Linked DNA regions of Homo sapiens: all the other regions are linked to region 3. Evidence: chromatin loops called from intact Hi-C (ENCODE). Cell type or tissue: heart left ventricle. All regions are shown on one strand. Each heading gives the region's core, and the rest is flanking DNA. Links, peaks and the distances in the headings are about the cores only.

The links. A loop is a pair of places that touch in the nucleus more often than their neighbours do. Peaks named below come from ENCODE experiments on the same cell type or tissue, not always from the same donor. Only the 100,000 strongest peaks of a DNase experiment are listed, where the experiment ranks them.
Region 1: it touches region 3 in a loop (2.3-fold over the local background); 5 of 110 quality-filtered maps call a loop at or near these places.
Region 2: a loop joins it to region 3, with 2.8 times the contacts of the local background. A loop is called at or near these places in 4 of 110 quality-filtered maps.
Region 4: a loop joins it to region 3, with 1.9 times the contacts of the local background. A loop is called at or near these places in 4 of 110 quality-filtered maps.

What each region holds. Positions count from the first base shown.
Region 1 is chr7:115,212,264-115,220,721 of GRCh38, reverse strand. All of the region lies in intron 1 of LINC01392 (long intergenic non-protein coding RNA 1392), which reads left to right. Among named protein-coding and RNA genes, the nearest start is that of LINC01392, 15 kb to the left of the region's middle. RefSeq lists an enhancer at 3,607-4,163. In heart left ventricle, for the core only: a CTCF peak has its summit at 3,169 (motif pointing right); no DNase peak of the experiment used is centred there.
Region 2 is chr7:114,970,132-114,978,131 of GRCh38, reverse strand. All of the region lies in intron 3 of MDFIC (MyoD family inhibitor domain containing), which reads right to left. Among named protein-coding and RNA genes, the nearest start is that of MDFIC, 52 kb to the right of the region's middle. In heart left ventricle, for the core only: no CTCF peak of the experiment used is centred there; no DNase peak of the experiment used is centred there.
Region 3 is chr7:115,080,136-115,088,593 of GRCh38, reverse strand. All of the region lies in intron 1 of LINC01393 (long intergenic non-protein coding RNA 1393), which reads right to left. Among named protein-coding and RNA genes, the nearest start is that of LINC01393, 5.4 kb to the right of the region's middle. In heart left ventricle, for the core only: no CTCF peak of the experiment used is centred there; no DNase peak of the experiment used is centred there; H3K27ac peaks cover 1,348 bases.
Region 4 is chr7:115,010,993-115,019,397 of GRCh38, reverse strand. MDFIC (MyoD family inhibitor domain containing) reads right to left here. Exons shown (of 5, transcript NM_001166345.3): 5 at 1-3,710. The coding sequence ends at 3,463. Among named protein-coding and RNA genes, the nearest start is that of LINC01393, 64 kb to the left of the region's middle. In heart left ventricle, for the core only: no CTCF peak of the experiment used is centred there; no DNase peak of the experiment used is centred there.

The DNA.
Region 1 (8,458 bases), core at 168-8,167, 130 kb before region 3:
ACAATTCATATTTTCTTTCCTTATTTGTTTTACAAATGGCATTTGGATATCACTTATAAATCCCAACCCTTCAAGTACAAATCTAGTAGAGTTTGAGGCTTATAAACATCTCAGGGTGCTTCTGGGCTCAGGTCAGGGAGCACTTTGCAGGCCAGCATATTGAAGCCTTCCTTTATATTGTTACCAAATTGAAAGCTTGCTGGTGAACATGAGACACAACCCTTGAAAGAGGAAACTCTCTTCAATGCAGCTTGAGCCATATGCCATCCAGTTGTCTTACGGGCAGTAGTGGGTCCCCTTTTTTCCAAGTGTGTAGAGAAGAGCATCGTGTCTTTTGTGGCACCAGCTTGCCAGGCCCAGAGCATTCTCCTTCAAGTGCCTCATTCAGTCTCCAAGTTGGCTGAATAAGGCATTTTACTGATGTTAACAGAGGGACAGACACATATGGAGACAGTCAGCTGTCCAATCACTGCATTCTAAGAATAATTCTTTCTATCAGTGTCATCCTATTCAATACAAATACCTCTCAAACTCATGATAGACTTACATATATGGTAGTGTAGCATAGTGGTTAGGGTTTAGCCTCTGGGGGTGGACCACCTCCACTTAAATCCTGAATCTGCCACTAGTTGAGTGTCCTTGGAAGCAAATTGCATGACCTGGGAAATCCATTTCTGCATATGCAAAATTGTGATACTAGAATCCACCTCACAGGGCTGTTGTAAAGATTAAAGGATTTAGTTTTTGTAGGCTGTTTAGAACAGGTTTTGTTAGTTTTTATCATTAATGTTTTCTATATTGAATATTTTTCTATTGTTCCAGTTACCAGTGCTGTCATCCTCACACACTCTCACATCTAAAACTTAACATGTCTTCGCAGTTCCACCTCAACAATATCTTGTTAATGCAGCCCTTTCTTTATACTCCAGCTGTCTTGTATAGTTCTTACTGTCTGTATTACTCTGGTGGAATTTATTGTATACTATACTCCTTTGTATTGCTCACTGCTCATTCTTTTCTTTCATGTTTTCATTTTTGGGTTTCCCGTTGAGATCTTTTCTTACTCTTCTTTGTATTCTTTTCTGCACTTTAGTATTGATAACGTGTGGTACATAATAATATGTAATCAATATTTATTAACCAGAGTTCTGTTTCTTTTATTTATTCAAAATTCAAAATAGGTACATTATTAGTACCTACTACATAATAGACATCAGGTAAAGTAACTGCAATACACTATGAAAAAAACTACAATAAAATCATGAGGAATTATATTGGCAGAAAGGAAGCAGCAATAACTCTGCTTGCAAGAGCCAGAAAAAGCATTGCAAGGTATATTCTTCAATGGGATATTGAAGGATAACTAGGAGGTTTCCAGATTTATGGAGAGTAGTAGGATAAACAAAGAGAAAGAAATATGCTTATTGGCTTAGAGCTGTGAACTAGTATGGGGGAACTTAGAGGAATCACCAGGCAATGGAAGAAATGATGCTGGATAAGTAATGATAATAAGTTAATCTTAATTGAGCACTTCCTAAGTTTTCAAGCACTCTGTGTGCATTATTTCTGATGCTCACAGTGGCCCTAAATAATATACTAACCCAGTTTTACAGATGAATGAAGTGAAGCTCAGAAGAGTAATAGGTTTGATAATAAGCATGGGTAGAACTGGAATTCCAGCCCATTGGTCTCCATTACTGCACTGATTCTGTTGTCCAGCCCACTAATGTGTCATGAGCATGCAGATGTATGTATTTCACCTTGTAACAGAGAGAGAGAAAGAGAAAGAGATCTCAATGGAGAGCAAGGTCCCAGAATAATCTCAGTATGCTGGTAACAATTATAAAAAAGAACAAAATTGTCCTATGCTTCAGATAGGCGAATTAACTTTAGATTCTAGATTTGATACAAATGATTGTTTAGTGCTTATAATATTCTAGCTACTTTCCTAGGATCCTTTCTTTCTATCAGTGACAAAAAGTCACACATAGTCCTTACTTCAAATAACTTCAAGTCTTCTACAATAGATTCCTAGATAAATAATGAGGGAGACCTGTATTCTAATTTTATTCTGCTACCCACTTTGAATCAGCCAAAGGTTGACTTAAATATTGTTGTGCCTACTTTTTTCATAAATGCATAAGGAATTGTAACCTGTATTGTAAAGATGAATGATTATTTCATTTTTTTACAAAGAAAAAAATGACAGAAACTGAAGGATATGCTTCAAAAGTACTATAACAAGCTTATCAAGCTAGAAGTCTTTTTTTTTTCAAGAATCCTAATCATTCTAACTACAGAAAAAATTCTAGATTATAGCATTTAAAATCTTCAATAAATTGATAATAATCAGCACAGAGTAGCTTCTCTGTGTTATGCTAAGGATGATCTGACTCAACCAGACAACAACAAATTCTGCTTAAATTAGAATCTGCAAAGACATAGAACAGGTTTTGCTTGTTTCCAGAACTTTAGCTTGAGTATAAGTTTTGGAGATATATGTCTGTGTCTATGAGTCTGAGTTATTCACTCATTCAACAAGATTTAAGGTGCCATACACTTCCAGATATCATCGACTGCTAGTAAATGCTAATTAACAAGCAAGTAAACTGGAAAAATATCAAATGGAATACCTTAATGAGTGATATTACAGAGAAAAAAATGGAATATTTGCTTAGTAATTTAAGTAAATGGATATTATTTTCTAATATAAATTGGTAGTATATTCACTTAATATTTTTAAGGAAAAAAAACAGAAAAATACTTAGCATTTTACTACCACATTCAGAAAAATTGCAAGATTAGCTTGAAACTTTTAAAATCTCTAACCATTGAGTAATTTGAGTTTGACATATTTAATCACTGGACTATATATTAGAATGTATACTTCACGTATTGTTTTAAGTAACCTGGGCTAAGATGAGCTTCTCTAGACTTTTTAGGTCTTCAAACACATTCTAGTCACCAATATTAAATCTTCATACTAAAATATCAAAAATAAATGCGATATTTTTTAAATCTCCAAAAAGGCTGTCTTGGATCTAGGTCAGGCAGTGAATACCCTGATACATGTGAATATACAGTAGTAATCCCTTTCTCTGATTATAGCTAGACTCACTCTTTTTTACTTTTGGGTCACAGTTATATCTTACATAATCCAGCAGAGGGTGCTTCCTTTTTAGGGTTGGATTAGAATTAAATATGATAGGCAAAAAGTTAAAATCTTTTCATATTTCATTTCCAGTGATTGATTAAATCAAATCCCCTTGTAGTTTAATATATTTTCAGAAGTTTCCTAAGGATAGTTATCTTCATGCAGCATCACATGTTTTAACCAGCAATTACATAACAACAGTGTATGTGCACCTTTAACATGTTTACTGTCCTATTTTCCTTCTCGATTAGAAGTTATGATCCCTACTCAAAAGTTCCAGGTATATTCAACATAGGGACACTTTTGTTTAATAGTACTCCTTCCACTCTGGGAATATATAAGAAGTGTTGCTGCCATTTACAAAAACTATGTGTGTAAGTTGTGTGTCTGCACGTGTGTTTAGGAAGAAAAAAAAGGAGCTTTCTTTGAGAGAATTCTCCAAAACAAAAGCATAGTTTCAGAGCATTCACAACATCATTGGCCATGCTAAGAGTAGATGAAAATGTGTAACCTCTTCTCAAGAGCTAAATGGCCAGGTTTCAAGGAATAGTTCATTTTCTTAAGTGTGTGGCCCTGAATTTCCCTGCTGCATAAGAGTAGTTCCCGAAATTGTCATCTCAGGAGGATCCTAGTATTTTTTTTTTAATTCTTTTGCAGCAAGTCACCTAGTTCTGAAGTAGCTGGCCTTGCACAGAAGGTTCTGCTAAGGAATGTGAGGTACTCAAAATGGCTTTGAATCACACTTCTCAGAAGAGACAACCACAGGCATTACAAAGGAGAAAGCTGGAGTAGTCTCAGCTATCAAGTTAGCTTCAAGAGATTTTTCCCTCCCACCACTTTATGTATGATAGTGCAGTCAAATTTAATAAATGGAGATTATATTTCCCTGAGTATCTTGCAAGCAGACTCAAAAGCAGATTTTGCTTTTGAATCCCCTTCCATCTCAAATTATTACTGTTAAAAGTTGTACACCCGTATGGAAGACAGGCATTTCTGGAAATACAAAATAGTAGGAAATCTGTATCTTTGAGTGCTGAGCTAGCCCACACTAGAAGCAAAATACAAAGCTAAGAAAATGAGCTGGTTTTGGTGAGCAAATGTTTTATATCTGCACACAAGAAAACTGAGGACAGCTCTAACTTTAAATCCCATTAGAAAATGCTGTGATTAACTGCAGGACCCCACTGATTTTTCAGGTAATAGATGAACATGCCACAGTGAAATATTTCCCCTTCTTTATTTACAAACAAAAGAGGATTTTTATGTGGACAGAAATCAAAACATTACTGAAGCACTGGTTGCCTAAGCTTAAATTCTTTCACATTAACACAGATGCTTTATTATGTAACGTCAACATCTTCCATATTTTTGAATGGTTTTGAATGGTATAATCTGTAATATTTTGTGATTTCCCTTAAAATGGGTTGGTTTCTTCAGAAAGAATTCTGGACCTACAACATAATGAAGTAATTAACTAGAGAACAAAAGGTTTTTCTTTTGTTTCAGAAAAAACTTGCTTCTAAGACACAAGTTACACATGCATTATTTTTAGGACCATCAGCCTTGCCCTGGATGATGATTTTGTTGTCAGAAATGTTTTTATTATTTTCTGCAATACCAAAAAGACCCGACAAAACATTAATAGGATGATTGAGATAAAATGTGCTATATGTTGTTATGTTGCTTTTATAAATATTTTGGATTTGCCAATGTGATAGACTTTGATAAATCATAATATTTCTACAACTTAAAATCATTAACATCTATTTTGACTGATATCTATGTTAGGTAAGAACTACAAATTATATTGTAGACAAATGACTTAGAAAATCATATGCAAACAATTCAAAATATACTTAATTAAAATGCATTTTAAAAGTCCTTAACTGAAATAAAAATAAAAGTGCATTTTTTAAGAGTGTTGCCCCCACAATCCTTGGCTCACAGAATTTTATATATATATATATATATATATATATATATATATATATATATATATATATATACTATATATACACACACATACACACACACACACAAATATGCGTTTATATATATACAAATATGCATATATATATACACACACACAAACACATATATATATATGTGTTTTACACATACACATATATGTATTTTAGATGGAGTCTAGCTCTGTCGCCCAGGCTGGAGAGCAGTGGCACGATCTCAGCTCACCGCAGCCTCTGTCTCCTGGGTTCAAGCGATTCTCCTGCCTCAGCCTCCCGAGTAGCTGGAATTACAGGTGCTGGCCACCACAGCCAGCTAATTATTGAATTTTTAGTAGAGACGGGATTTCACTTGGCCAGGCTGGTCTTGAACTCCTGACCTCGTGATCCACTCACCTCAGCCTCCCAAAGTGCTGGCATTACAAGCATGAGCCACTGCACCCGGCCATAGAATTATATTAAACTTCACTATCACATTTTTCACTTCACAGCACATGCTATTCCCAAGTGTGAAACCCTTTATTATATAAGATGTGCTGCAAGAAGTGAGAGGAGTAAAAAAGGTAAAGAACCCAAGGAAAAGTTCCAAAAATGGCAAACTGTCAGCCTGCAAGAAGAGTTTGCCTCATTGACATATTTAATTAGCTTTTTCATGTTGACTAACATACTGCAATTTGGGAATTGGTTGTTGTGATGATATATGGCCCCCAAATATGTCTATATCCTAATTGCCAACACCTGCAAATGTTGCCTTATATGGCAATAGGGATTTTGCAGATATGATTAAGGATTTTGAGATGGGAAGATCATCCTGGATTATCACGGTGGGTCTGATGTAATCAGAACAGTCTTTATGAGAGATGAGATGCTGGAGGAGTCAGAGTCAGACAGAAAGAGATGTGAAAACAGAGGCAGAGGGATGGAGAAAACTTTGAAGAAGTTACCCTGCTGGCTTTGAATATACAAGAAGGGAGCCATGATCCAAAGGATGTAGGTAGCCTTTGGAATATGGCAAGGACAAGCAAATGGGTTCTTCCCTGGATCCTCTGGAAGGAGTAATCCTGCATACCCATTTTAGACTTCTGACCTCTAGAACTGTTAAGAGAATACATTTGTGTTGTTATCAGTTGTTAAATGTGTGGATTTTTTTTATAGCAGCAATAGCAAACTAATACAGTTGCCTATAATTTATCAAACTTAGAAGATTTCACATACAGATTCAGAATTATTTGTTTTTCCTTCTGTTGAGAACTGCAAAATCTAGTGAGGGCTGAGTGTCACCAACTCCTCCTGTCAATGACTGGTTAAAGCCATTCTCTTCAGAGGTTATGTCTTCTCTAGTCTACCAAGGCTATCAGACTCTGTTTTTAATCTGAAACCTCTGGTGGACATTTGAATTTGTGATTCCTGCTATGTATGGTCTTATATTTTGCATTTTACTTAACAGTCATCTCATATGTAGCTTTTTAAAGAATTATATCTAATTATCCACTTTTTACAAATGGCATTCTATTAAACTATTTTTATTAGGCTATTCTCACATTGCTATAAAGAAATACCTGAGACTGGGTAATTTATAAAGAAAACAGGTTTAATTGGCTCACACTTCTGCAGGCTGTACAGCAAGCATGGTGTTGGCCTCTTCTTGGCTCCTGGGGAGGCCTCAGGAAACTTACAATCATGGTAGAAGGCAAAAGGGGGAGCAGACACATTACATGACCAGAGCAAGAGTGAGAGAGGGAGCCAGGAGGTGCCATGCACTTTTCAACAATGAGATCTCATGAGAACAGCACCAAGGGGATGATGCTAAACCATTCAAGAGAGATATAACCTCGTGATCCAACTACCTGCCTCCAACATTGGGGATTACAATTCAACATGAGATTTGGGCCACCACACATATCCAAACTATGTCACTATTGATCCTGAGATTAAGTAAATGAGAATATCATTTACTTAATCATTTTCCACCATCCACCTCTGTTTGTCTTTAAACTTTTTGAAGATTTTCTACTCTTGGTGAGCCATAATTACATTATTTGTAGCATAAGTACCGTATTGAATAAGCGGGATTCAGGAGTATCTGGATGCAATCAGTGTGTTCTTTTTCACCGCTAGCTATCTCATCTGCTATTCTTTTGTGAAATCTCAGGCACACTGGGCACTCCTACATACTAACGTAATTTCATATCCTAGATATTAAAAAGCCCAATGCAGGTTAATATTAAGATTTCCCATTGCCCCTCAACTTTGGTTGGCTTTAAGCTGCAGTGAGGAAAAGCAGTATATGTGAGAAACAGGGTCAACTGTCCCTCCAGAGGCACTGAGTGAAGTCATTTCTTTCTTTTTCCAGCTTCTAGAGCTGCATGCATTGCATTCATCAGCTCATGGTCCCTTCCTGAACCCCCTTCTAAGCCAGCAGCTTAGCACAGCTTCAATCCTAACACTGACGTCTTCTTTAGCCGTATCTCTCTCTGCTTCCCTCTTGTAGGGACACTGTGATAACATTATTTGGCCCACCTGGATAATCTCGGCTACTTTCATCTTAAGATCCTTAACTTGATCACATCTGCAAAATCCTTGCCATATAAAGTGGCATTCATAGGTACCAGGAATTAGGACATGGACATCCTTCAGGGCCACAATTCAGCAAACTGCATTCAGCCTACAGAATTGAAGCCACAACAACAAAAAAGATTTTAGGCTAATTGGAATTCTAACTACCAAATTTTATGGTCCTCATCCTACGACTATTCTCTGTTGCATGTAAGATGGTTAACCACTTATTCCTTCTTTAAACATTTTCTTTCACTGGATTTCGGATGCTTCTTTCCCATGGCTGTCTTTCTTTTCTCCCTCTTCTGATAGATTCCATTCTTTCACCCGACTTTTGACTCTGCATTTATCCCCACCCCATTCTCCCACTGTGCATTTATCTATACCCATGTCTCCCAATGTCATAATTCCTAATGAATCCCAAATCTATATTTCAAGCTCCAGTCTCTTTTGCACCTGTATTTGCAACCACATTGTGGGCATTGTCCTCTGAAACTGAATGTTTCCAAAAACACACCCATTATCTTGTCTGGTAAACTTGTCAGTCTTCTCATATTTTTTTGTTTTCCTTCATTTTATTCCCTTTGGCACTATCATTGTTTAGGGAGTTAATTTTCTTTTACACCGGAGCTGCTGTAGCAGCCCTTAATTGGTAGCCCCATCCCAGTCTTTTCTCACTCAAATCCATTTTTCACATCATGGCTAGATTAACATTTCTTTTTTTGGAGTGCAGTGGCACTATCTTGGCTCACTGAAACCTCCACCTCCCGAGTTCAACCAGTTA
Region 2 (8,000 bases), core at 1-8,000, 110 kb after region 3:
TTATTGAGCCCCAAATATGGGACTCATATATTAATATAAGGTAGACATGCACACACCTACATATTTGGGTACAATATAAATAATATGCATAATTATTTTATTATACCAATTAATATAATAATATTAATATAAATATTAATGGTTATATCAATATAATCTAATATAATTATGTTGATTATGTAATTATTATATAATACATATATAATATTTATGTGATATATAAAATATATAAATAAAATATAATTAATTATATAAATGTTAATATTTATACAATTAATATTTGGGTATAGTATACTTAATATAATTAGTACATGTAAATTCCAAATGTATTAAATGCCTATATATAAAAAACAAAACTTTTTATTTAAAGTGTAAATAGAGGAGACTGTTTTAATAGCATAAGCACAAACAAATATGATTTTTTAGACAATGAATCATAAAACAAATGTGAATATTCACCTGTTGTGTTGTGTTGTCCAGCATTCTGGTCACACTCATGGAGTTAGGTAAATTCCTCTACGACATCCCTAGGCTACTCTGGAGCTAGAGGACAAGGATGTGACCTAAGTTCTGCCAGAAGAGAAGTATGGCTTGCATTTGGAAGTGATCAATGCAAGCTGTTAGCCACACCAGGGTGGTGGAGCCTCTCAACACAGGGAGTGAAGAGGTATTTGTTGATTTTAGCAGTGAGGGACAACTTATGGTGTCCCTCACCTCCTAGCAAAACAGTGGCCCAGTGCTACAGCAGTGGGGTTTTCAACAGAACAGCCCTACTGAATGGATGGACATGATCCTTGTCTGTATAACTCTGGGAGCATCTATGTGCTGCTAATAAATTTATTTTCTATTTAAATTAGCCAAGATATTTGCAGCTAAAAGCCTTGATGCCCCCCAAAAGTTATCTGTTTACATCGATTAAGTATTAAAATCATCATTATCTTCATTATATACATTTTAAGCAAAGCTATATATCACAGCTTTTCAGCAAAATCACCAGCAACAACAAAAAACATTCATTGTGAAAATTTTACTGTGCTATACTTTCCTGGAATTTCAAAATCTAAAACTTACTGTTTTAATTAGTCTTTTTTTCTGTTCGCGATTATAAGCAATTATGAAATGTAAATTACATAAGACTATGAAGAACTCTTCCACTTGGAAAAGTATTACATTTAAGGTTGTAACAGTTATACGTGGGGTTGATAAATGTGCTAAAGAGGACTTATTATCTTTGGTGACTACGTAAGACTTGAAGCATTTTTCAGAAAAAAAAAAGACAGTTTGCATCTGAGTAAGTCTTTAGTAAGCCATTGTTTACTTCAGTTCTTGTTCATACATCCTATGTATTGTGAAGAAAAACATCTTAACATATCAAAATATTCTACTCATTTATTAGCATATTTTAAGAAAAATGATGGATTTTTTACTTAAATGTACACTTTCACACCAAGTCTATTAGCATTAATATCTGATTTATAAAAACTAATATAGAACATCCTGTTACCGTTTTTCAGTTCTTTAGTGATAAAGAGGAATAATAGTCTAAAAGTAAACATCTGTTTAGCAGTTATATATGCCCTTTTCATAACTAAAATCTACAAAGCCTCTGTAAAAGGAGATCTATTTCTACGGGTGTGCAATGGTTTGATTTAGAGATGAATTTGCTGCTTCTGTAACTTCTTGTATCAACTAGAATGACATTCTAATGACCGCTATTGAACATAAAGCTAGTTATGCATACATATTTAAAAAGATGCCAAAAAAGACAGTTAAACCTAATTTGGTTTTTCCTCTGGAAAGCCACTTTTTCCTCTGGAAAGAATAATTCAAGCAATCTGAGAGCTTGATTGAGTTGAAATGTCATTGACCAAAGCTGGGGAGACTCCTTGTCAATCAAAAATGTCTTGTCATATTTCATAATTCAAAATAAATTTAGAATTACTATGTAATAAATATTTTTAGTAAATAAAAATAAGAGTGGTAAAAGACACTTGTATCCTGGCTACCAAATTCTAAAACTGACATATTTGACCTTTTTCTGCTATCAAAATTGACTATTTGCAAATTACTAGGTATGGCTGGAGTGATATTCTCACGCATCCTTAATGGTTTATCTACATTTCAATCTTTAAAATGATATCCATTTCTGTTGGCAGATAAATAATAGTACATTATTTTTGTTTCACTGTCACCTAATTATTTTCACTATAGTTTGGATTATGATCAGATAACCAAGTATTATCCCTTTACTCTAGTTTTTTTAACATTAAAATATTTATTAGTTGAATGATTTTGCCAGATGTGTGTATTACGTAAGTCAAATCAAAACTGGATAAGCCTTAAATACATTAGCTATCTCAACAGAAATTAAATTTAACTTTATTGTTAATTATTTATGGGTATGACTTGAATCTTATGGTAAAATTAGAGTTAAAACCAAGTAGGAAACATGATTTTATTTTCAAATGAAGAACAAAAACACCTGACGGATTAAACCACAACAACTTGGCTTTAAACAGATTTCCTTCCTTATTGTGTCAAAGTTGTGTATGGCTTTAAAAAAAAAAAAAGCATGCTAATATGGAAACGACACAATGCTTCTTAAAACACAAGTGATGCCTAGGGACCCTCACTCTCCCTTTAATGATCCACTGCTCTCATTCAGCTGTCTTTCTTTTTTCAAATCTTTACATATGTGACAGCTCTCAAAAGTAGACCATAGACCATCTGGCATTTTTCAGAGGTGTAACTTGTGCAAATTCAGCTCTATTGGGAGTGCACTGCTATCTTCTGCCTGCGTTATAAAGGGACAATAGAATGTAGAACTTATGAGTTGTTTTGAATTATTCATTTTTTTGCCTGTATGTTCACGAAATTTTACAAACTCTGCATTTTGTACTACATAATCACATGCGTTAAAGGTACAAAGAAACTTTTTGACACCTCTTTTCTAAAGAAAGCTGGCATTTTGTTTGATATGTGAACATTCAGCATCTGTTATATCATTCTAAACAGGATAGGTGCTTCTACAAAAGACCCCATTTTAAATTTACTCCATAATACTAGCAAAAAAAAAGTATTCTTGATATTCAGTAATGAATGCAATACACATCAAAATTTCAAATACCACTTATAAGAACATTCAGCATCTTCAAACCTGGATAGCATTGGTCACCGGCTTAGCATATGTGTAAAGATTAAAAAAAAAAAACATTGCTGACACAATACAGCATGATTGTAATTTTAATATCCATGATGAATAGTTACAAATGACTTAAGAAATACTGCACTTTCTAGGTTCAAATGTTTTCAATCAGGAAGGAAACCAATAGAATTAGGTCTAGCGATTTTCAATAAGAATAATAAATATGGGAGTAAATGAGTCAATAGCATGAACTTCTTTTGACAATTTTTTTAAAAAACTGGTGATATTGTAGCTAGTAATAACTATACTTGAAACCACAGCTGCTGGAGTAGCAATATAAAGCAACATTTTGCTATAGTGTATAATCTATTAGCATGTGCAAATCATCTTCAGCCACTGGTCACTTTACACAAGTCAGATTTAATAAAATTACAAAAGAATTCTCATGCTATTCAGTTTAAATGGTTGTTGTACACATAAAAAAATCAAAATTAAATGCTCAGGATGTAAAATTGTCAGTAACAAAATGATCAATGTAGAATATGGAGGGGGAAAATGACTTGGTGTAAATCTAAATGACTTTTCCCAGGGATGGCAACAAAGCTTTTACTGGTGCCCAGGACTTTGCTACTCCATGGTCACAATGGGACAAATATACACACAGATAGTAGAAGATATATATATATATAATATGCATATATATGCAATTATTTGCATATATACAACAGCTTTAAAAGGAAGATGAAAAGTTATTTCAATATGAACTAACATGATAAAAACTATCTTACATTTTTATTGCTATATAATGTGAATTTAGGCTAAAATCAACTAAAATAAACATCCTAATACCCAACTCTTTTCATCAACTTGATCCAAATCTTCCTCAATATGGAGACCCTACATGGACCCTATATCCCAATACTGACATAGTCTAGAAGCTTCTGGCACTTTCTGTATCTGTTTCTTTAGTTCCCTGGCAAGGGCCTTCTAATCTTTTTTTTATTTGCCTCTTGAGCTTCTGGACTCTTTTATGACATCATATTTTCCATCTTTATTTTATTTGATGTATATATTTAACATACTGAAATACATTTTGGAATTCTGACATTTTTTGGAACATTGATCAATTTAAGGATCCCAGTCAAATTCTGTAACTACCTGGCTGGGAACTCGCAAAGGAGGCAATTGTTTTATGATTATATCACATCTTACAGAATTTTTAACATTAGTTCGGTTTTAATGATTGCAAAATAAATCTCCAGATGACAACAGGAAGTACAACTACCCCCATCCCCAAAGAAAGGATAAAACTTTAGAAGTTGTGTTTAGAGAGGCAATAATTTTTCTGCATTTCATTAAGAACATTTAGAGAGTACTTAGATTTAAATAATGCCTGGAGTAAGAGATTCTTCTCCAAATTAATTTTCCCAATTGTCCTGAGTACGTGGCTAGTCCCATTTCTCAGCTTTCCCTTGCAGTTAGGTTCAGGTATGTATCTACGTTCTCTCTAAAGGAATGAGAGCAGGAATTATTTCTGCCACTTTTAGGATTGGGCCTTAAAACCCGGGTGTGCCCTCTCTATACTTTGTTTTTTGCAGTTGGCAGCAAACCAGTTTTGACCACAGCTGAGTGAAATATCTTAAGAGATGTTCCAGAGACCAAACAAAAGGAATCTGTATGGCAGCAGGGAGGGGAGCCTCTCACTGACCTGGAATGCTCATTTCCTACTGTTCCATAGGGAATTAACTTTTATCCTATTTAAACTATAGAATTAATGCTGAGACTCTATAAAACATTAATAGCTTCTATCAAGGCCTATTAACAACTATGTACTGTGAATATACACATATATACACATATATTCATATATATATATATATATATACACACACACACGATACATAAACTGCCTTTAGCCCAAATGACTTAAAATATGCCAAATTTCACAAGAAGGAAATGTTTAAATGATGATCGGCTAAAAATATAAACAATCTATTAATAACATATAAACAATCTCTTAATAGTAGTAGAAAGAATGCTACTAAATCCACAGCTACAGTGGACCTTAGAAAGTAGACAATCTGAGCCAGGTGCAGAGCCTAGCACTTTGAGAGGCTGAGGTCGGAGGATCACTTGAGCCCAGGAGTTTGAGACCAGCCAGAGCAACATAGTGAAACTCTGTTTCTACAAAAAATAAAAAATTAACCAGGTGTGATGGCACATGCCTGTACACGGGAGGCTACAGTGGGAGGATGGCTTGAGCCCAGGAGGGCAAGGTTATAGTGAACCATGATCAGGCCACTGCACTCCAGCCTGAGTGACAGACGGAGATCCTGTCTCAAGAAAGAAAGAAAAAAAAGAGAGAAAAAGAAAGTTGACAATCTTTACAATGCAGGGTCTAATTATTAATGAGGTATAATAATGATATCATGTAGTTTTGCAGAAAAAGTATCCATCCCACCTTACTTTGCCATTTGAAGACCATTATGTAAAATTTCCTCAAATTTCCATCCTAATCATGACTAGGAGGATATCAGATGGGTGACCCAACAATCCCAGTTTACTCAGGTCTAAGGGGGTGGTAGAGTGGGGTGGGGCTTCCTGGGATGAAGAATTTTTAGTTTTAAACCAGGTCGGTCCCCGGCAATCTGGGATGAGTTGATCACCTTTGTATCAGGAGTAATGTATGTGTAACTGCTAACAGCTTTCCTCAAACAAGATATTGGCAAAAATAAATAGTGGTAAGCCTGTAGATTTTGAACAAGACAAACCGGGGTTTGAATGCTAGAGTCAGTATTTCCCATTTCTGTGGTCTTACAAAAGTTACTTCACCCCTTACCCTAAACATTCCCTCCCTCCCCCACATTAGGACTTCATATGCAAATGAGAGAAATGACAGATCCTCCTATGTACGGGGAGGCCTAGCTTCCCAGCCTCTAACCCTTGTTTTTCCATTTCCTTATCCTCCTCTACATAATTTTTCCCCATTTATTCCTGAATTACTATTTGTCTTTTGTTTTTTTATTCTGTGTTATTAACTTTTTTTTTCTGTAAATCAGCCCAAAGCCTTTTTGCAAATAAACATTTTCAAGTTAATATACAAACATTTTCTTTCACTTTTCAGAAAAACTATGATGTGATAGAAAAGTAAATCCAAATATAAGAGTTTTAAAGAAAATAATCAGCATTTTCTTTTAAGATCTGCATGTATTACTAAAACATCCCCAGATAGTAAACCAATGAAGAAAAAAAAATCCACTATATTTTATCCAAGTATAGCTTTTCTCTAATGCTTATTATCCAGAGAAATTAACAAGAAATTATGATGTACAAAAGCTAGCCTGATGTAAAGCCAAATTTGTCATTCATTTGAGGATAAAAGCACAAAAGCAAGCAATACAGGTCACAAAGTATGCAAGAAGACCTCCCATTAAGAAGCATACAGCACTCTCAGGTTTCAATTCAATGAATATATTGACAAACTTAGATAGATGCAGAACGCTTTTCTGATAGAGGTCCCAGACCCAGCCCTGCTTTTGGATCCCTTTACTCCCCTCTGTGTGATTCAGGCTCTCTGATAAAACAAGGATATATATAAAAAAGTTTGAAACCAAGAATTCCGACCTAATATAAACACCTGTATCAGAAGTAGATTGTTGAAATGTGAAGTTAGGTAAGTAAAGGCAAGAATGGGAACAATGAGATCACTCCATCCTAACCTGAAAAATCAGCAGTTAATATTAAAGAGCAGCTCATCAGTTCTTGAAATGTGTATACTAAGACTGGATCTTCATGGTACTCTGCAGAAAACTGTCCATATATTTGTATGTTAGACTTTTTATGGCCTTCAGAAGTTCCTACAACAAAACAATACACTTCATTCTAACTAGTTGAAGTAAAAGCCAACTAGAAAAAGTAGACAGCTTTATTAAAAGCTGTTTTTTTACCTACAGGTGATACAGCCATAGCCAGCAATGTGCAAATAAATTTCTTATTGTGTAAACTCAAAAAGGTCCTCTCCTCTGTAGAGACACATTTCAAAAAGTCATGCTTGCTGTGGTTCAAGCGCTGGTGAGTAGAGGAAGAACTGAAGTTCAGCCCCCACTTGCCTTTATGCAATTCACACATGTACAAACTAAGGAACAGCCTTGGTAGCCAGGGATCTGAGACCACTAAAGTCATGATAATCATATACATGTTAGCTGAATTTCAGCAGCCAAGTTACTTGTTTGAGTTTAGTATGCTGACTAAAGTGCTGGAAATATTAGGGAGGAGATTGAACTATTGAAGACTGAAACTCCAGGCTCATCCAAGTGCCTTCCCCACTCACTGCCTTTAAGTCATTCAGATCATTCATTCACAAGGAGTAAATCCTGGGGAAGGCGCAGCAACCCAGGTCAAGCCTCACCACTTGCAGAAGTACAGCTAGTGACAGGAAGCTATTAAATTGATACAAAAGGCGATATGGATAGCCCAGAGCCCAAAAACGAAAGTGGTAAAGCAAGGGACCAGAGTCAAAGATCATTATTTGACACAAATTTGGAGCCAGTGACCAGAAAATGAAATCCTCTACTGCCACCTACAAAAAAATAAGATAGATAAGCAATCAACAAAAATAATAAAGAAACTGTATTGCTAGAAACATCCCCAGCCTAGCAAATAAATGCTTATGACTGTTCCACCCTAAGGGAATCTGAATCCAAGTCCTTGTTGCCAACAAAGAAAGAACTGCTAAGGCCCCTGCAAGGGAATCCTCCCTGAACCCCTTCTCAGAGATGGCTATGAAGGTCCCCAAACAAGGGGAATCTTCTTAACAGATAATCCTTCAGTAACAAATCCACTGGGACAGAACCCA
Region 3 (8,458 bases), core at 212-8,211:
AGTATGCTAGGGCTATTATTATGGAAGCTATGTTTTCCAAATGGAAAATTGGGATGCATCTTGAGAGTAACTAGCACTAGGAGAGGGTATCTCATGCCAAGCTCAGTAAATCCAGAAGTAACTAACCATTTTTCCTAAAGTATTCTTTTTGGTCATTCATACACTAGTCCTTGAGGTTTTTCTCGCTCCAAATCCTGGAAGTCTTACTGCATTTCAGTACAGGGAAGAGTGATCTAAGTCCTGATGCCAGAAATGTTTAGAGGAAAAAATAGCTATGGAAAGTGTTCAGGCAAAGGGTAGTAATTCAAACACAGTATTTAATCTTTTAATCTGTAATCTTTACACTTATTGGCTGTATGAAAAGGAGAATTTTTTTTCCACAGAATTATTTTATCATCTGTAAATAATAATTCCTATTTGACAGAGTTGTTATGAGAATCAGATTAGATAATGCACCCAAGACAGTGCCCAGAAAATTAGGTACTAAAATGCAATTCCTATCATAATAATTAATACTGTTGCTAAGAATAGAAATTACGTTCCATGTGTCTTCAAAAGCACATAAAAGTTTGTTTCATCATTTCACAAAGACTCTTAATCTGTGAAGTCTAAAATTCTCTACCAATAGTTAAATATTGGTGAAAATGTAGATTACTACTTTTGCAGCTAACCCCCTCCCAAGATGATGCCTCAGCTAAAAATGTAACAGATAATATTAATTTCTGAAAGAGAAAGGAGAGCTAACAAGATGATGTTTCCAACCCTTATATCCACAGCAGGATTGCTTCAATTCCAACAGCTCTTCATATGCAGCTAACATGCAGGTTAAGAGTTTAGTGCATTGTTATTATGACATGGTTTTTTTGACAACAGCAATCAGCTATTGTTGGTAAGTGAAAGTTGAAAAGATTGAATTGGTCAAATAAAAGCATTTTCTGCTGGGAATGCAATTGAGAAAGGCAACAGTCAAAACACTGCCAAGGTGATTCACGATGTTGGAATGTTATCTGGAGTGGGTCAGAGGAAATGTTCCAATGGTATCATGGTTTACAGCTCAACTTCAAATTTAGGTTCTGATTATCTTTTAGCTGAAAGTCTGCAATCATGCTCAAAACACAGTAAAGACCATAAAGTCTTGTTGAATGTTTATCGTTTATAAAAGGGAACAGCAAAGCTGCATAATGGTTCTGCTTTAAATTCTCTATTGTCAAGGATAAATAAGTGCTATTCCTATGTTATCATAAAATAGATTTGTCTGCTTTATTTTTGATGTACTGAGGTTTTTAAAAATTTGTTTCTATTTGGCAGTCCCAAGTTCTTACTGAAAGTAATTGTTTTGTGATAAATGTGGGTGATTTATTTGGAACTATAGGAAAGTTATTGATATATATGTAACTGTAGCATTTAAAGAAATCGGCAAACCCAGCATCTGGTAAGCTCTAGTAAAGCAAGCTAGCTGGAGACAGTTTATCAAGTAGCTAAGGTCCTTTGATTATGGAAGAAACTGCTTGCTGGGTCCATGCTAAGAGGAAAGGAAACAGGGAGCATGAGAAAATGATTTCTTTATTCAATTCTATCAGATTAGTATTATTAATGGATTGCTTATGATTTTTAGAAAATTCAGCTGGAAAATCAGAAAAGCTCCCTCTAAGTGTTTTCTCTCAAGCTACCCTGAAATATTGGAAGCGATCAACACCTGTCATTTATTTATTCATCCAGTAAATTCATCCAATACCAGTCATTCATTTATAGCATTATTATTAAATGGTAAGTAACACACTCCATGAGTGGAGGAAGTCAGAAAGAGATCAAATTAATAACCAATTTGCTAAATAAAGTTTGTATCATGGCTTAGAACTGTGGCCAAAATTAGCCTTCCTACTCCACTTTCCCAATATTTGACCTTGGCTTCCACCCAATAGGTAAAATAGGATTTGCAAAGTGATACCAACCTGGTCTGTGACACATGCTTTTCCATGCTTGCCCTCATGGAACTCAGAGAACTGGGATATAGAAAGACAGCCTTCTAGATTTGCTTTGCAAAGGCAGGCCCTTGATCCTGACCCAGACATGATTTTTGTGTGTGCGAAGCCATAAAGAGTAGCAGAAACCATGCATACACCAGACAAATAGATCCTAAACTAAACTAAACATTTCCATAAAGGCTAGGACAGTCTTGTTCATGGCCGTGTGTCGATCTATTTTCCTTATGGAACAGGAGGGATTAAAAATGTTCTTAATCAATATTGCCTCCTCCTGGTAGGTGCAGAGGATGCTCCCTTTCTTTACTATGGAAATGTGAGGAGTGAGTGTATAATAATCTCTCAACAATATTTTTGCTAAGTTTGAATGATGAGCAGGAGTTCATCAAGAACATGACAAAGAGAAAAGCTGATAGATATTATAAGCAGAGAACTAAGGCTTCCAAGACTGGAACCTAGGATGTGAAGAGGGATAGGGTTAGAAGAGGGGAGGAAGACGAGATGGAAGAGTAAGAAGTGACCCTTAGATTCCTGATCCATCACTCCAGAAATTCTGATTCAGTGTGCTTAGACAGTGGGGTTTGAGGATTAATTTCAAGTGCCCACTTGACTGGGTTAAGGAATACCCAAATAGCTGGAAAAGAATTATTTCTTGAGATGTCTTTGACGATGTTTCTTGAAGAGATTAGCACTTATGTCAGTGGACCAAAGTAAGAAAGATCAGCTTTCACCAGTATGAGTGACCATCATTCCATCTGTTGAGGGCCCTCATGAAACAAAAAGGCAGAGGAAAGACGAATTCTCTCTCTGTTCAAAGGTGGGATGTGCATCTTCTCCTGCCCTCAGACATCAGAACTCCAGGTTCTCAGGCCTTCAGACTCTGGGGCTTGCACCAGTGGCCCCAGGCTCTCAGGCCCTTGGCCTTAGACTGAGAGCTGTACTTTTGGCTGCCCTGATTCTCCCAGGCTTTTAGATTCAGACTGAATTAACCTCTGGTTTTTCCGGTTCTTCAGCTTGCAGACAGCATACGGTGGGGCTTCTCAGCCTCCATAATCATGTGAGTCAATTCCCATAATAAATCCCTTCATGCCTGTATATATCCAGTTGGGTCTGTTTCTCTGAAGAACCCTGATGAATACATAGGACCATGGAAATTTCATTGTTTGTTTGTTTGTTTGTTTTTTAAACAGTGATCAACTAACTCTAAAATAGGTAAACCCCAGGTTGAGAATCTCTCTTCTAGGTTGTGAAGAGATTTTAAAGAATTTAAACCAAGGATTAAAGTGGGAGAGAGAGGAAGGGTAAATATCAAAGAGAAAGTTTCTGTCTAGAGTGACTGAGCAGATGGTGGGGCTATTAACCTAGACTAGACACATATCTTGAGAAAACTTTACATTCTAAAATAAAATATTCAGTTTAAGTTTAAAGTTATCTACTCACTCCTGGATGAAGTCAGAGTTTAGTTATGTTGTAATTTATAAACACTAAGAATGAGTAGATAGTTAATTTACCCAGGCTCATTATTTTATTGAAGAAAGTGTATCGAACCACGTAGTGTGAGGAGTCTCTATTCTTACCTTTGACAAAAGACAATGAAGATAAAATTTGGCCTTTCTGTCAAATGGGGTCATCTGTGCTACTTTTGGTCTTTGGGCTAGCCAGTCTACAGATAACCAACAGTTACTCAGCCAAGTTCTCATGGGAGTGAGAATATGTCATGCTCATCTTGTTTCTAACAGGACATTGTCATACCCATCACTGCTTCACCAAGTTTCCAGAACCAAACACTGGTCTAGTTGAAGAATACGAAGTTCTTTATTTTTTATTTATTTATTTATTTAATTTTTATTATTATACTTTAAGTTCTAGGGTACATGTGCACAATGTGCAGGTTTGTTACATATGTATACATGTGCCATGTTGGTGTGCTGCACCCATTAACTCGTCATTTACATTAGGTATATCTCCTAATGCTATCCCTCCCCCACCCCCCACCCCACAACAGGCCCCGGTGTGTGATGTCCCCCTTCCTGTGTCCAGGTGTTCTCATTGTTCAATTCCCACCCATGAGTGAGAACATGAGATGTTTGGTTTTTTGTCCTTGTGACAGTTTGCTGAGAATGATGGTTTCCAGCTTCATCCATGTCCCTACAAAGGACATGAACTCATCATTTTTTATGGCTGCATAGTATTCCATGGTGTACATGTGCCACATTTTCTTAATCCAGTCTATCATTATTGGACATTTGGGTTGGTTCCAGGTGTTTGCTATTGTGAATAGTGCTGCAATAAACATACGTGTGCATGTGTCTTTGTAACAGCATGATTTATAATCCTTTGGGTATATACCCAGTAATGGGATGGCTGGGTCAAATGAGAATACGAAGTTCTTTTATAGCAGGGTAGAGCAAAATTCACCAGAGTGGCCAAGTGTGGGAGTTATTTTTGGCCTCTCTGGCTAACGACAAGGGCCTTCTAGAAAAGACTGATATACCCTCTCCTGGCTCCCTCCCTCCTCACTACTGGCCTCAATCCTTTACATAGTCTCCTCTTCACCTTTGCCCCACATTTAGTGTCAGATTCCCTTTTCTTCCCTGCAATTGAAGGCTGTAGCAAGTCCCTATCCCAACACTTGAGAAACTCAAGCTCTGACTCGAAGCTCTGAGAGGGTCTTCTGAAATAGAGAGTTGGCTACTGAGTAGTGGAAGAGTAGGTATTCATTGAAATTCACTTTCTCTATGAGTAAAATTTCTCACTAGGTACATAGGAAACAAGCCAGACCAACACATGTAGTTGTGCAAGTTGGAAAGGCAGTGCTCTGCACAAATGCCCAAATGAAGGAACACACAGAGGCTGAACTCCAGCCCACACTTTGTTCCTCTAGCCATGTGTCCTGACATAAGGTTGCATCTACCTAGAGACATCTCTTTTGCTTTTTGGCTCAAAAATCCATCTGGCCCAGAAATGGCCCTAGAGCAAGTCTCATCAAGATTAGCCTTTATTTACTATGAAAGGCTTGACTCATTCCAGACCCTACCCTGCACTAAAACACTTACATCAACTGCAAATTGCTTTCCTCTAGTCTTCAGGATCAATTTATGTTAGATACAATAATTGACAAGAGCAATTTGTTATTTTCTGCTCTGAATAAGTAAAACATGATTCTATTGCTATAGGAGTGTACCATCTAGCAAGTTAGAAAACATGTATACAAATAACTAATCAAAACAGTAACATATAAAAAGCACAAAGTCTTTCATGAGTTTGGAAAGTTTCTTCTAACAGAGGAAGTTTTCCAGGAAACAGTATCATTTAAGCAGCCATTGGGAGGTGGACAAAATTTTAATAGCAGATGGGACAGCATTGTGTGCAGAACAAGCTCAGCCCAAAGGCAAGATTGTCAACAAGCACGGAGACGAGGGAAACTGTAGTACTTTCAGGGAGGCTGCAAATCATTCAAGAGTGAGTGAAAGTAAGGGAAAATATTACTACCGTGATCAAAAGAGAAGGTCCGGAAGACTGCACACGATTTCGCCCTGTGATTTGAAGCCATGCAGCCCAGAACTGCCTGCATGACCACTTTGGCTTCTTCTACCAGAAAAGCTTCACTTTATCTGTTATACATACTGGTGTCAGAAGCCAAAAAGAAAAAAAAAATGTGAAATCCACTTGTCTAATCTGACTTCGTCTTTCAGATGGAGATACAGGAAAAGATACAAGAGTCCTAGCCAGCATCACATAACTAGTTAATAGCAGGGCAGGACTAGAACTCAAGGCTTTAGGTATTTTCACTTCCCAGCTACTCATACTAGAATACTAATATTTTCTGGTACATAGGACAATGTACTAGAAAATAGGTTGACCTATAAAGAGTTTACCTAGCACATTTCCTGGAGCGTGGATTTACTTTGATGGGAAATAAGTAAAAGTATTTTTTCTATTAAAATAAAATGCACAAATTTTTAAGTTAAAAGTATTATTGGTTATATCAGGTATTCCAGATTCCTGGGATATATTATGATTATTGCTGGCAATAGAGGTATTTGGATGGAACATTTTATGAGGCAATTTGTTATAAGGCTGGAAAAATAGTTTGTTGCCAAATTATTGAGGGCCTTAAATATCACGCTCAAGGGTTGAATGCAGTTTACATAACATGACATTTCTAAAACTCTGAAATGAAATTATTGGACCTAATTTATGTTTTAATTGCCTTACTTAAATGTCCGTGTTGCTTATTTCTTTTATACAAGGTGTGAGCATTGTCTTTGCCTTTGTTTCTACTGTTGTTGACCTGGAGGCAAATAATTTCATTAGCTGGGGTTTGTTTTTCTTTTTCCCATTCTCTTTTTGTTTCTCCTAATTTACAGGTTCTTTGAACTTCTTTTGGATTTGAGGTGAGACCCAAGCTTAACAGTAGCACAATTCCTCCAAAGATTTCTTTCTACTGAGTATAAGAAACTAAAAAAAAAAAATCTGATGGCTGAGGGAGACACTCCTGTTAAAAAGGCCTTTTTAAGATTCCACCTCCTGTATTAGGGGAGGTTTATAGAGTCAAAATTTCCTGAGAATAGATGACCCTGATTTGCCTTAGAAGGTTTGATCATGGAAGATTCTGTGGCTGCAATTGCTCTGTCCAGCACCGTGTGCACGCTTTGGAATTTAAATTTAGAGATCATTTAGTCTCTGCAACTATGTCTGGGGAAACTTCCAAATCAATAGCCTGCTTTCTTTCAAAGGCTAGACAAGAATTTGCAAAATATCATCCAGTTTTCTCTTTATAGGTTGAATAAGGTAAAAATGCACACTAGCTTAACGAAGCAAAATTCAAAGCTGCCCTAATTACAGTGAAACAGTCCCTTAGCCTCCTGGATGATGTATCTTACATATTTTCTCAGGAAACAAGGATCAAGAAACTCCATCTGGATTGAAACTTGTTTTTCTGGATATTTTTGTAATGTTTATATCATTTTAATATATCACCGTCAAATATTAGCTCAGACTCTCAAAAGGACGAAGTAGCTTTTATGGTTAAGTTGATGTTTACTTCAAAAGTAATATTATTATATGATTAAAAGAAAACATAAAAATTTACTTCATAGAATCAGTTTCTGACATTTTTACTGTCTAAAAAGTTTAAAATTTGTGAGAGCTCATACAAATGCAATTCAAGGGTAGTAATTAGAATGCCTAAATCCAAGAGTTCTTTCACTCCCATAAATTGTTTCTTAAAAGGTAGGATTTAACAACAGCTTCATGTAGGATGTTCTGTTGCATTACTAAGGATAACTTTAATCAATAAACATATTTTCTAACTTTACTGAAAAATTCTAAATTCCTGTTTCTCTTACTTTTAAATGTCATGTATTTTGTGGTGTTTTCTTATTAATGCTATGTTTAAAAACGAGGCCCAGAGAGTCCTGATCTCAGCAAATATCTTTGTGAATATACTTTTGCTTTGGGGCAAGTACAACTTAATATTCATAACGCTTAGAATTGCAGAAGCGGAAAGTGAAAAGAATCATTGTGATTCCCAAGCTTTAAGTATTGGGGCTAAATAACTGATGTGAACAACTTATCAGGGGATTGGCAACATTATTAAAGTATCATGTAAAAGCCACGATTACTCTGAGTTTCAAAAATCCAGGGAAAGGAAAACTGTAGTGCTAGTTGACATTTCAATAAAATATGGCTAAGAAGAAAATGCCTTGTATCAAGAGATCCTCAATGGACTAGTTTTGAGCAAAACAATAAAGCAGAGACAAAGCAGTAAAATGAAAGTATATTCCAGTGATGACACTTGCAGTCTGAAAATCAATTAAGGCAATTTTGGAACAACATGGAATTAAGTAATTTTATGAGAACTTTAAATGAGAACAAAGTAAATGAGGTACCTGTGCGCGGTAGCACTTCTGCTCACAAAGTGTTATTGCTCTCTCCCCACAGTGTTCACCAAAGTCATTCCAGACACTAGCGAATTTTTGAAGTTGGTTTTTCTACTCCATGAAATTAATGTTATGCAGTATATATCACAGTGGACAGCGTAACTAAGAACCGTAAGGAATTCTTAGGGTTTTAGGGATGTGGGTAAATTTTTTTCTGGAGAAGACCAAAATTAGCTCTTTACTTTTAAGAAAGACTATTTCATTGAAAACCAAGAAATATGAAAGGATATCACATATATGCATTTCTGTCTCTGTTCATCTATTTTAATATTTCTTTAATATTTCAAACAATGGCCATGCGCCATTTATATTCCATAAGTTCATGTATCATTTGTAAATTTATAAATTGGGGATGAGACAAACAAAAAGATTTATTATGCTGAAAAATAGAAAACTGAGATGAGTTTAACAGTATGGAGAGGAAGAAGTAACTTTACAATTTCTAAGAATATTTTTAATACTGCATGTTCCACCCCAATTTGGAGAAATTTGGACTAAGAGTAAATAGGCAGACTCAACCACAGTCTCTAA
Region 4 (8,405 bases), core at 406-8,405, 69 kb after region 3:
GGTTACTCCTTGAACTGCTCAGATAACATTGACTATCCAGGTGAGGAAAATGGATACAGTTGATACACTGTAAAAATGAAAAAATAATTTTCTAAATAAAAAGCCTTCTCCTAAATAAAGTCATACTGTATTGTTTTAGTTAGATGCTAACTGCGAGCATTTACAAAAATTTCGCCACTCTATGCCTTAGATGAAAATTCTTCTGATCATTTATTTTCGAGTGAAATTCATTAAATCTAAGACTCAATTTCATATATGTTTGATCATTTTTACCTTGGTTTTTAATCTCAGCATATATTGTAAAATTACCTTAGTTTTTCTAAGTGGAAATATAGCTCCAAAGTAAATAAATGAAATTAACTTACTAAAACGATGTAAAAAAAAAAAACTTGTATTTTGACATATTATAGATTTTTAAAAGAACACTGTGTTTTGAAATCACATGTCAATGATCATAAACTGATCGATATCTTTCATAGTTCATTTACGGACATGAGTCATGTGATTTACATAAGAAGACTAGGAAATCTTCAGACAGGGATGAAACATGATAAAGATAACCTTCAGATTTTAACTTATGGTTGAATTCTTTCAAACATTAGTCAATATGTCAATTAGATATAAACATACGGTAAAGCAAAATAAAGAAGTCATTTTTAAAAATTTTCAAAATAGTGTATTCAGGATAATACAGGTCCAGTTTTAAAATATTTTAAAAGCCTTTCCACATTTAAAAGGACACCGCCTGTAACTATAAATTCTAGCACTTAGTCATGATAGCCATATACTTCAACAAAACATTTTACATTAAGAAATCATAAGATATATTGAAACTATTTTCACATTTGCCTACTTTTCCTTTTTCTGTTTTCCTTTTAATTATACAAATGCTTTATGGAATAACTGTCTGGAGTAGACAAGAGGAAAAGTACTATGAACATAAATACAAAAATAAAATTCTGGTATCCATTAACATTCTCTGTTATGGAGAAACATTATTGCAAATGTGCTAATATTTTCATCACAAATTGTGCCAGTACATGTTTAAATATTAGACAAACCACTTGGTTGAAAAACTTTGCATATAAAAAGTCAAATATTCTAACAATTCCAGGTCATTAGGAGGTTTCATGTGTCCATAAACAGATGATATTCTCACATCCTAATATATGAGCATAAGTTAATTTTGGGTATATGTAAATATTTAGATTGTGGTTACTGTAAAATAGTATAAAGATTTCCTTATATTTTATGTAACAAATGAATTAAGTTCTTTAGAGGAGAAAAATGAAGACAGCTGTTTACCAGAATTATATTCAGATCCCAAAATTTAAAGGTTTTGTATGTGTGTATGTATGTGTAAATAGCAATAAAAGAAAGATTCAAAAGTTTGCTAAGTTTTTTCTTTTTAAGCCCTTTAAGTAATGATATAACTAGAAACTACGTTTCATCTCAAAGGAAAAACCACAGGTGATATATTCTCATGCTTCAGGTTAAAAACCTCTCTTAAAAGGCTAGGTTTGCGAAAGCCTTCCTAAAATTATGCTTCTGTTGTTACTATCAATTTGATATTCAGCCAGAAAAATTAAAAATAATTATTAATCCCAAAGCATACTTTCAAAATTTCTACTAAGAATTATATTAAATCAAACCAAACTACAATTTTAGAGAGATCAAACTGAGTAGGAGAGAGCATGGTATGAAAATTTACTCTCCCTTTCATCTAAGCCACACACTATAGGTCTCAATAACTATACAATTACTCTTGTAATTGACTGATTTCTTTACACTTAAGGATCATTATAACCTGCCATATTAGTTTAATTTAACATAAAATCGTAATACAGAAATTTGGTCACAGTAGGGGATATCTAGATTTCTTCTGCATTGAAAAGAATGGTTTCCATTTATCTGTGTTTACAAAAAATAGCACTGCTTAAGAAACAAACTAAACAACTAAAATGTTCTCATCCCAAAAAGACCTAAAGCTCTCAAAATAAAAGAAAGCCTTTCAATAACTCAGAACACTGGGATTTTAATATTAAAAATTTCCTAATTTAAATGAAATGTGTCAGAGTACTCAATCTTCTTTATTAAATAGAGCTATTTTACTAAGGCATTATGTTTTCATCAAAAAAGTATGATAACATTTAAATTATGTGTAAGAAAATGCATATTTTTAGTTAATTTAAACTTTATAGCTTTTTCAAAAAGCTGTATTCCTACAACTAATAAAAAAGTATGCTGAAGGCACTGTTCTTTTAACTGGTTAAAGGCACACACAGTTTAGGGTGTCCACCTAAATCTTTGTCAAAAATCTAAATAATTCATTTAAATAGCAGGTGAATCACTCATTCTAAGAGAGTCCTCAAATGCCACATTCTCCCTGAAACCTTACTGAATATTCTGGTAGCAATTCTCTGCATATTCCAACAGCATTTTGAGTTTATTTCTCTTATAATCCTCACTTCAGTATGCCTTGTGGTATGGTTCATTCTTTACAGATCTCCTTAGTCTGCTAAATCTCATGTTCCTGTGGACAGGAGTGGAATTGTATCTGTCCCCACAGTCTGAGGAAGAGAGTCCACACAGTCGGCATTCAGAGTCTGTTGAACAAGTGGAGAAGGTAAGGGAGAGAGATCAACACTGGTTCCCAACTATTATGTGGGTTTGTTTCCTAAAGTTTCTTTTAAAATAAAGACTGGTTTGTTTATTTATTTATTTATTTATTTATTTATTTATTTATTTATTTAGAGATGGAGTCTCGCTCTGTTGCCCAGGCTGGAGTGCAGGTTGGAGTTCAGTGGCACAATCTCGGCTCACTGCAACTTCCGCCTCTCGGGTTCAAGCAATTCTCCTGCCTCAGCCTCCTGAGTAGCTGGGACTACAGGCGCACACCGCCAAGCCCAGCTAACTTTTTGTATTTTAGTAGAGATGGGGTTTCACCATGTTGCCCTGGCTGGTCTCGAACTCCTGAGCTCAGGCAATCTGCCCACCTTGGCCTCCCAAAATGCCAGGGTTACAGGTGTAAGCCACCGTGCCTGGCCAAGACTGCTTCCTTTCAATCATGAATAGATACATATCAAAATAAACTGCCTCGTTTAAATACACACTGAAAAATAATATATTTGGAGCAAAGTGCTCCTGAGAACGGTTAAAAGAAACAGAAATATCGGTAAAAAGGAGAAGGCATTTAACATTTGGGAAGGGGGGTGTCAAAATGTCCCTAAGTTATTGTAACATATTAAGAAATTTATAAAACTAGTTAAAGTAGTTAAAATTTCACATATTAAACCATGTAGATTTGGTTAAAGTAAAAAGGCTTTCAGAGATTACTTACAATAATGAGTTAACAGTGCAAATTCCATGTTGTTTCATGAGAATCTTACAATGTGCTTTTCTTCCCCCCAAAAGGAAATTTTTAAACACTCTCCAGTTTTAACACAAACAAAAGATAAATATTTATGAAGGAAAACAAATTCCACAGCATTCCATACAGATTTCCAAGCAGTCTGATGATTCACAACAGGCATCCATGATGCCACAGTCCATATCACAAGGGCAGTTACAATCATCCCCCATCTCGTCACCACAGCAACAGCAGCAGGCTTCTGAGGTGCAGATGCCACATGACGCTTGTCCCAGGACAATGTTGCAAAGGGTCAGGAATTCGCAGAACAAGCAAGCCAGGATACAGTGGACACAACAATCTTCATTTTCAGTGATGAGGAGACCATATAGTGAGAAAAAGGAGGAACACAAAATACGTGTTATCAATTGACTCAATAAGAATTGAGCAAAATAGTTAAGTAATCCACAACCCAAATGAAGTTTGCTTTGTGAGCTGGAAGCTCAAAAAGGAGCTTAAGTTAAACTCTAGATGAGTGATCTTTAGAAGTAGATACTTAGTTCGAAAAAAAAAAAGTATTGTGTGTACGCACATGTGTTCACATGTATTAGATTATTACTCTCACAAACTGTGCAATGACCCTTGGTCCTAGATACCACTTCTCTATCCTTCTTACTCATCTTTCTATATCCTATTGCTCTTTATAACACTGGGCTAAAACAACTGCATTATAGTTATTAAAGTCCTTCAGAAATAGAAATTTCCTTCAATTGCTCCACCCACCTGCTCTAAAATTGGAAAAGAACAAACTTAAATAAGAAATGTTTTATATATTATTGAAAAATTAATTCAATAGTTAAACCAGAATCCATTAAGACTTCACTTTCCAATACAAATGATTCAATTTCATGGTTTTAGTCTTTTTATTTCACAAATATTAAATAAAAACAGTGAGACTCTCTGGTTGGGTCCAACTATCATTTCTAGAACGGTTCTTCTGCCTACTTCTAACAAAGGAATTTGTACCTTAGCAAATGTGAATAATGACACAGTAACATTGCTTTCCCACTTCCTTTGGTGGCAAAGAACTTTAACATCTCTGTTATCTCCTGACACATCTCTAATAATGTAATGCCTCTCTAAACAACAATGTTCATTAAACTTCAAAAACTGATTTAAAAAATTGAGAAATCAAACAAATTATAATTTAATAAATTTAGATTCTAATGTTCTAATGTCCATTCCTTTATAATTCTGGGGCAAGTGAGAGGGGTAATGGAAGGAAATTTCTATTTCTAGATAACTTTAACACATGTAATAACATCATTTAAAACCAATGTTATAAAACATTTGCCTCATATCAGAAATAGTTGTGAATTTTTACCAGAATTAATTCTGGGTTGTTTTGTGTGGGTTCCTTGTTTTTTTGTTTTTGTACTTTGTATAATGTAAGTTTTAATAAGAAGATTCCACAACCTACAATAGCGATAAGACACAACAACCCCACCCTCTTACCATTGTCACATGTCCTTTGTGTTTCTGTATTTGGCATTAAAATTAAGTGCCTTCGATGGAGTGTCAGCAAACTGAAAACCAAAGATGTAGGAAAGAAAACCAGCTTGTTGCTTGGCAGCCATGCTATAATAAAAAATCATGCGCTTCTCTATAGAATGCCATATAACTGCAAGTAGATGTGAATTGACAGAATCCCTCTACTATAACTTCCTTGGCTACAAATGCTTCAGGTAAAGAAAAACAAACACCAGGGTACCTACGGCAGTCTCTTAACTCTGCAGGCCTATCCCTAAGCATCCCATCCTAAACTCCCTAACTCCTTGAACACCCCTCTGTTTCTCTGCAGTCTCTAACTTTGTAGAGAATTCAGAGGATGAAAGGAGAAAATGTGGAAACACAAAGTCATACACTCCACTTGGCAGATGGTGAAAAGGAGGAAGGGTCAGAGAGTACTCAAAAGGGAAATTCCAGAGTTGTGTTTGTAGAAGGACACACTGTTCTTTCCTTTCTTTTTAGTGCCAAGCCCACTTTTACATATGATGGTCCATGCAGCGACTGGAAAAACAAAAACAAAAACAGAGTTGTGAGAGTTTTCAGGTCTCTCCGTCTTCCCCTAATATTGATTTCTGGTAGTAACCAATCATTTCAGGGGATCTCTAAAATCCACCTACATGAATAAAGGCCCATGACCTTACAACGTTCTGGATTTCTAGACAGTGTCCGTGGTTTCCCTCTATCAACACTGTTTCCATACTTTCATCTCAGCATCTGTCTTATATGACTCTCTTCAGTTGAGTTTTTCCAGAATTACATTATCGTCATGATTTGTAAAATATTTGTAATGTTATAAACAGCCAGCTTCATTATTACTTAGAAGATAGTGTTTAACTGGCAGCAAGCCAGTTTTATTCAATGTACCTTCAAGTGAATATCCATATTATCTAATTCCAACAATACCTCACTGAAACCTTAACTTTCTATTCCACTATGCAATGCTTAAATATCAAGATTGAGAGAGGGACTCTACAAAAACCCACCTGACATTGAAGAACCTTTAACTGAATATTTTTAAAAGCCTAAGAGTAGTTATTGATTATGTAAATTATTTATATACTAGTCGTAAAATTTATCAGACATAGAACTATATATAATGGATCTATCCATTTTAAAGGGGAAAGAATGTCTCGTTCCAGCCTTAGAAATAGACGGTTACAATATTTTTGAAGCCTCCTTTAGTCCTTTCCTGAATCCATCTTCCTCTCCATAGAAGTAACCACTGTCTTAAGTATTAAATATTAAATGATCTTTCCCTTGTTTTTTATTGTATTTTTCACAGCAGTACATGTGTACACACCCCTAAAAAATATATCAGAATGGAAACTATACTCCGCAAATTGCTGTGAGTAGCATCTTCGGCTCAACATCCTGTATTTGAGATTTATCTATGTTGATTCGTGTAGCTGTAGTTCACTCATTTTCCAGGTGCTTAGTATTCCATTGAATTAACATACAATGATTGATGTATCCATTCTACTATTTTTTATTTTTCTTTTTTGAGACAGAGTCTTACTCTGTCACCCAGGCTGGAGTGCAGTGGCGCGATCTTGGCTCATTGCAACCTCCGCCTCCTGGGTTCAAGCGATTTTCCTGCCTCAGCCTCCCCAGTAGCTGGGACTACAGGTGCCGGCCACCATGCCTGGTTAATTTTTTGTATTTTTAGTAGAGATGAGGTTTTACCTTGTTGGACAAGCTGGTCTCGGACTCCTGACCTCAGGTGACCCACCTGCCTTGGCCTCCCGAAGTGCTGGGATTACAGGTCTGAGCCATTGTGCCCAGCCTCATTCTACTATTTATGGATATTTTGGTCATCATCAGTGTTTTTGGTGCTCCTAACATCGCTGTTCTTAACATTGCAGTTTGAAACAATCTTATCCAAGTCTCCTAACATACATGCTAAGTAACCAGCAGTAGGATGGTTGGGTCACAGGCTTGCTCATCTTTAATCTTATTAGATAATGCCAAATTTGTTCCCAAGATTGTTGCTCCAAAATTTACTCCCACAAACCAAGTATGAGAGTGCTCATTACTCCACATTCTCACCAATCTTTGAAACTGTCACAATTTAACATGTGCAAGTTGTGTGTGAAATGGCGTCTCATGGTGGTTTTATTTTGCCTTTCCTTGTTTCCTAATAGGTTTGGACATTTTTTCATGTTCATTGGCCATTCATGTTTTCTCTTCTTTGAAATGAGTGTTCAGCATGTTCATGTTTTTCCCTAACTTTTATATTGGGTTGCCTCCTTTTTCTTATTAATTTGTAAAGGTTTTTCAGATATTCGAGATACTGGTCCTTTGTTAAATGATTGTCTTCTCTCAGAATGTGACTTGTCTTAATTAAAATAAACTAACAAAAGGGAGATAAGTTAACTTTTGAACTCAGAGAGTTTAAGGTGAGGAAGGGAAAGCCAAATTAAATCTTGTTTGATAACACTGGATATGGGATTACATGGCTGAGGAAGTTAAGTGACAGATAGAAAAATCTGATAATTAGCAAAAAGAAGAAGAGGTGTTAATAAGATTTGATAGCAGAATGAAATAAAAAAGTTTTAGTGTCTGATTCAAACCAAGGAACTCAGCTATGCTGATGACAGAAAGGCGGAAGAAACCAATAAGCAATTAGGAGAGAGAGATTGGATGTGACTGGTGTGAGATCAATAGCCCTGAGGATGAAGAGAGATGGGAGTGACATTCCAAACTAAACCACTAGTTGCCTCCCATAGGATATATTCATTTGAGAATTAATATTTCTTCCAGATCTTAGACTACAATGACACATGTCATTAAGATTTTAAAAGCCTTAAGCCAAGAAATGAATCTCTCATAACTCCTACTTTAGTAAATAAGATTTACAAATTAATTTGCCTGTTAAAATATCATTTTATTTTTAGTAGACAAAGAATTTTTTTTAAGTTCTTAGGTCTAAATAGATCCAACACTCCTTTGCTAACTTATCTTCCTCAACAAAACCTGTTTTCTATAACTAATTGGTGTAAGTGGTTGCTTTACTAGAATGGGAGCTCTAGCTTCAATGCAGGGAAAGTATTTATTTGCTGTTTTCAAAATTGAGAAACATATTATCTTAAAAGTAGAGACGTTTTCATCAATTTTTCATTTTTGAAAAAAATTAGAAAATTACTTTGTACTAAACTCTCTTGTAAGGTCTTTATAAATATTGATTAATTTTATTCTAATAATACTCCTAAGAAGTCATACCGGTATTATGCCTATTTTACCAATGCAGAGACTCATTCACAGAAAATTTAGGAAATTTTCCCAAGGTCATAGAGGGAGTGAGTAGCAGAAACAGGATCAGGACCCAGGCAGTTAACCTCCTGAGACCATGCTCTCAGTCAGCAAGCTATGCTGCTGCTACAGGAGTGGGTCACTTCTAACACTGGGTTGATGTTCCTTGGAGGAAGGTCAGTTACAAATCCAAAACTTTCTGCTGATTTGTTTTGTTCATCTATCTGTTTTTAGCCTT